Linked DNA regions of Mus musculus: region 2 is linked to region 1. Evidence: chromatin loops called from intact Hi-C (ENCODE). Cell type or tissue: heart. All regions are shown on one strand.

What was found. A loop is a pair of places that touch in the nucleus more often than their neighbours do. Peaks named below come from ENCODE experiments on the same cell type or tissue, not always from the same donor. Only the 100,000 strongest peaks of a DNase experiment are listed, where the experiment ranks them.
Region 2: a loop joins it to region 1, with 2.0 times the contacts of the local background. A loop is called at or near these places in 3 of 42 quality-filtered maps.

Annotation. Positions count from the first base shown.
Region 1 is chr15:80,797,181-80,799,680 of GRCm38, reverse strand. All of the region lies in intron 4 of Tnrc6b (trinucleotide repeat containing 6b), which reads right to left. Among named protein-coding and RNA genes, the nearest start is that of Tnrc6b, 87 kb to the right of the region's middle. In heart, a CTCF peak has its summit at 1,062; DNase peaks (open chromatin) are centred at 220, 1,130 and 1,740; H3K4me3 peaks cover 2,194 bases; H3K27ac peaks cover 2,322 bases.
Region 2 is chr15:80,947,000-80,949,499 of GRCm38, reverse strand. It overlaps Adsl (adenylosuccinate lyase), which reads right to left and starts at 1,010. Exons shown (of 13, transcript NM_009634.6): 1 at 800-1,010. The coding sequence starts at 952. In heart, a CTCF peak has its summit at 1,239; a DNase peak (open chromatin) is centred at 1,019; H3K4me3 peaks cover 1,474 bases; H3K27ac peaks cover 1,443 bases.

The sequences.
Region 1 (2,500 bases):
CAAAATATTTTATTTCATGTGAAATGGAGACCAATGTACACGAAGAACTGGTAAAGAAACAATTTCTAAACAGAGTAAAGAGCCATTTATATCTTTAAAATAATCGTGTTTACAAGACAGTCCTACCATTTGGTTGAAGCCACGATCAAAATAAAAGCGCATCTGGCTGCACATTTGAGAACACACACTGGGACCCAGTGCAAAGGAGCGCGCGCAGAAGAGAGGGGTGAGCCACATACTGCCTGCATTTCAAGAAGGGGAATTTAGAACCCCAAACCTGGTGTGTTCAGTAACCCGCTGGCCCTATTTTAAAATGTATCTCACTCTAGGCTCTTCACAGCTCCAGGAAGGATAGCCTGGTCTGCGAGAGAGAGAGAGAGAGAGAGAGAGAGAGAGAGAGAGAGAGAGAGAGAGAGAGAGAGAGAGAGAAGCTTTCCCATTCTAGGGCTAGTCCTCCCTGATCCTTTGTCGGCCTTAGCAGCGGAAAGAATGCAAACCCATTTATATTTATGCAAATTTTTGCAGCAGATTTAAGGGGGGGAGGGAGAGGCTTGTGTTTTTAAAAAAACCTCTTTCTAAATATCAAATTTCAATTACTCACAGCTTCGTTTATTTGCACGATAGAAACGATAAAAAGCTACATATAAACTAAAAGTGCAATTAAATTACTTCAAAATTTAAATATTTTACCAAGTCTTTTCCATTTCTAAAATGCTGAACCAAAAGTACATCCCGAGTATGATTTACAGATTCGCCAACTGTCTGAAGCCAGTCTCCATGCTAGAGAAATGTCGATTTGCAACACCACTAGTGCAAACGGTTAGACACGATCCATATAAATCAATTGGTTTTTAAAAATTGAAAATATTTACCAACCTCATAAAGTGCAGCAGTGCTTAAATCCAGCAAATTGAGGCATACAAGGTAGAAATGGAAATGAAAAAAGGTCCAAAAAATGAATTCTTTTTGTCTATCTGTATTTTGTATTTTAAATATTCAGAAACCAGCAGAGACTCTGTCGGCCATTTTGGCTTGAACTAACTCTCTCGCTCACTCTCCCTCCTGCTCTCTCTCTCCCCCTCTGTCTCTAAAGGAAGCAGCTTTTTGTGACCTTCAAATAGAGGCGGATCACGTGACTTCGGGTAGGTTTGTCAATCAGGAAAGGGGAGGGAGCTGGAGTCGAAGCTGCCTTAAAGCGAAAGCAGCCCCTTTCCACCGGCTTTCATTTGTGCTATGCTGTTACTTATACTCCCGCCTACAGATACTGCATGTGAAAGCGGCAACACCATAAGGGTAACAGATGAACAAAATAGAAAAACCTTTATTGGTTTATAGAAATATGCTCAGTTGCTAACGATGCTTGCAGATCCTGGATCTGATTTTGGCTTCCTTGCTAGTTATTCTCTAGATGTTTGGGCAAGAACAGACTGGCAAACTGCTCTTTAAAAGGGGGCTTAAACAAAGCTTTACCTAAACAAAAAGAGAATTTAGTTTTTAAATTAAAACGAAACAGGACACAGCTGATTTCTAGCTACCTCTAAAATACACAAAAAGACAGGAAGTTACTCTACCCACTCATAAACTGTGTGTCAGTTCAGGGAGGTTAAGCAGCACCTGATATCTGAACGCTCAGCAAAGGGAGAGCGGGAGAGCCTGAACTTGGCGCCTATTGTGTGAGTACAGCACTCCGTAGCCTCTCCCCCAAACCTAAGTAAAGACTAAGCCAGGGCTTCACCACTGGATTCCTCCAGGCTGGGCAGCTCTGAGTCATCTTTAATCCCTTCTCTGCTGAGGAAGGCGCTCAGAGACTAGGCACTCAATTAAAGCCTTCCTGCGGCCCTAGTCCCTCCTCCTCAGAGACATCTTCACTGGGCTTGAAGTATAAATCCAGCCCCCAATCCTCATCCCAGCCCCACCCCCACCCCGTCTCTGTTTTGGCAGGTGTGCAGTGGAGATGGGAAGTCATGATACCTTAGTTTATTTGTTTCTTTCTTCCGTAAAAATTTTTTTGTTATGTACATATAAGTGTTTTGCCTGCATTTGTCTGTGTGAGTATGATGGATCCCCTGGAATTGGAATTACAGACAGTTGTGAGCTGCTGTAGTTATGGGTTCTGGGAATTGGACACAGGTCCTCTGCAAAAGTAGCCAGTGCTCAAACTACTGACCCTGGTTTCTTTGCCTTCCTGGCTCTGTTCATTTTATTCTGGTTCAGTTAGTCACCAGGCAGGAGTGGTGGTGCACGCTGCTAATCCCAGTATAAGGAGCAGATGGATCTCTGTTCTACGTATAGCAAGTTCCAGGTAAGCCAGAGATACCATGTGACCCTGCCCCAAAAAGTCACTCACTACCAAAACAAGCAAGCGTCTTTTTTTTTTTTTTTTTTTTTTGGTTTTTCGAGACAGGGTTTCTCTGTATAGTCCTGGCTGTCCTGGAACTCACTCTGTAGACCAGGCTGGCCTCGAACTCAGAAATCCGCCTGCCTCTGCCTCCCAAGTGCT
Region 2 (2,500 bases), 150 kb before region 1:
CTAACAGATGATCCATATTCACAGCTGTGTATGCGTCAAGCAATTTGTAGACCAGATAAACCTTACACTTCAGTTTCAGCTTGAGGGCACTTACAAGCTAAGGAGACACTGGCAACGGTAGTAGAGACAGAGAAAGGCAGAGAGAGAGAGAGAGAGAGAGAGAGAGAGAGGAAGAAGAAGAGGAGGAGGAGGAAGAAAAAGAAGGAGGAGGGAGGAGGAAGGGAGGGAGGGAGGAGGGACGAGAGGACAAGAAGGCAAGAACACAAGAAACAATTTTGAAGGCACCAAATAAGCTTTCCCAAAGGCAGAAAGCAACCAACAGGCCGACCTAGCTGTGATGCCCATGAACTACAACAACCAGCCCGGCATAACAATCCTAAGGGTGCATTTCGTGGTGGTTATGCCCTCCTCGTGCTCATGCGAAAAATGACCATCAAGTTTGCAACGTACTTTTTAAAAGAATAATCTACTTGTTTTCTGTGTGTGTGTGTGTGTGTGTGTGCATGTGTGAGCGCACAGAAGTCGAAGGACAACTAATAGAAGTCAGGTTTCGCCTTTCTCACCATGCTGAACCCGGCTCAAACTCATGTCGGATAGCTTGGCGGGAAGCGCCTTTCCCCCTGAGCCTGCAAAGGTATAAGTAGCATTCCACTTGAAATGCGCTGTGGGAGGACGCAAACACACATAGCCTTGCCCAAACCGAAGTCCTCCAAAGGATGTGCAGGGCTCTGGGACTGTTGCCGAGGCAACAGGTGCTCGGGCCGTGACCTCCCTCGGGACAAGAGGCCCGGCCAGTTACCTGTTCGGCCTCCGCCAGCCACAGCCACAGCTGCCGCCACGTCTGGAACTTGTACCTGTCGCTGAACAAGAAACACATCTCGCGGCTGGCGTAGCGGGCCGCCAGCGGAGAACGGTAACTTTCAGCACTGCCAGGGTCGCCGGATGCAGCCATTTTCAACACGCGACCAGGACGCGGCGGACACCAGCAGCAGGGCCAAAAGCGGAAGGGTGGCGTGCGTGGGGCGGGACTTCCTCCCAAGGCCCCGCCCCGTGTGTAACGCCGGCCTGGAAGGCGAAGATGGTTCAAGTTTGGCTCGTCGCCCCTGAGGGTCAACGCTTTTCTCTTGGTTTCTACGAATCTCTGCCCCACGCTGTGCCTCCTCAGTTTTTCCATCTGAGGAAGGCACATTAAGACCCGCGTTTAACCCAGAAAGGAAAGTTGCAGAGGCATTCGGAGGGACGCCAGGAAGGCGCCCTAGTGGACACTTGGAGTACTGCAGTCCCGCTGGAGACAGGCTCAGCTGGAGACCGAAACTCTTAAACCGCGGTGCTGGTTCCGATCTCCGGAAAGCAGCCTGTCAGAATTATTCCACGCGTGGTGGCTCGAGAACAAAAAATTCAAAGTTTTTGTATCAGAATAAAGCTGAAAATAGCATACATTAAAAAAAAATAGCCGGGCGTGGTGGCGCACGCCTTTAATCCCAGCACTCGGGAGGCAGAGGCAGGCAGATTTCTGAGTTCGAGGCCAGCCTGGTCTACAAAGTGAGTTCCAGGACAGCCAGGGCTATACAGAGAAACCCTGTCTCAAAAAAAACAAAAATAAAAAAATAAATAATAATAATAATTTGAGGTCAGCCAGGTCTCCAGAGCGAGTTCCAGAACAGCCAGAGAAAACCTGTCTACAAACAAACAAACAAACAAACAAACACAAAACAGAAAACAAAAAGCCTCGTCCAGCAACATAAAGAGACCCACACGAGGCATGGTACATTAGATCTGAACACTGCTCCCTCTTCCCCACACAACCGCTCCTTAGTGTCTCCTCTTCCTGAGCTTAAGACTTAGCTGTTGCCAGAATAGTTTGTACATCAGATAAACCTACCAGACACCTGCGCCCAAGGTCCTCGATTGGATTGGAGGCTGTGGGCCGATGTATGCTGAAAAGAACGTGTTCCTGGAACTTTGTACTCTGGACTGATTCGGGGGTATAGTTGCTTGGATATGCTGTAGCAGCTCACTGTTCTCTTCCACAGAGATCCTTGCAGAGCCAATCCTTCCCAGGCTCCAGGCTCCAGGCTCCAGGCTCCAGGCTCCAGGCTCCAGGCTCCAGGCTCCAGGCTCCAGGCTCCAGGCTCCAGGCTCCAGGCTCCAGGCTCCAGGCTCCGTAGTGCTCTCTCCCGACTCTGCTTCACTTGGCCTCTGGTTACTTTTCCTCATTAAACCGTAGCTTCAGCTGTTAGCTTTCTACTTGGTCCTGTTTCCTTTTCTGACTTTATTTTTGCGAGACAGAGTGATACACTGTAGCCTTAACTGGCCTGGGACTCACTATGTAGAGATCTGTCTGTCTTTGACTCCTGAGTGCTCAGATTAAAGGCATGGGTCACCAGCCCAGGTGGTTTTGTGGTGGTTGTTGTTTGGTTTTTGTTTTTTAATGCATGGACTTCTGCTAAATATCATCAGCTACCTTAGTTCTGGTTACTGTGGAGGCCCCTGCTTTTTG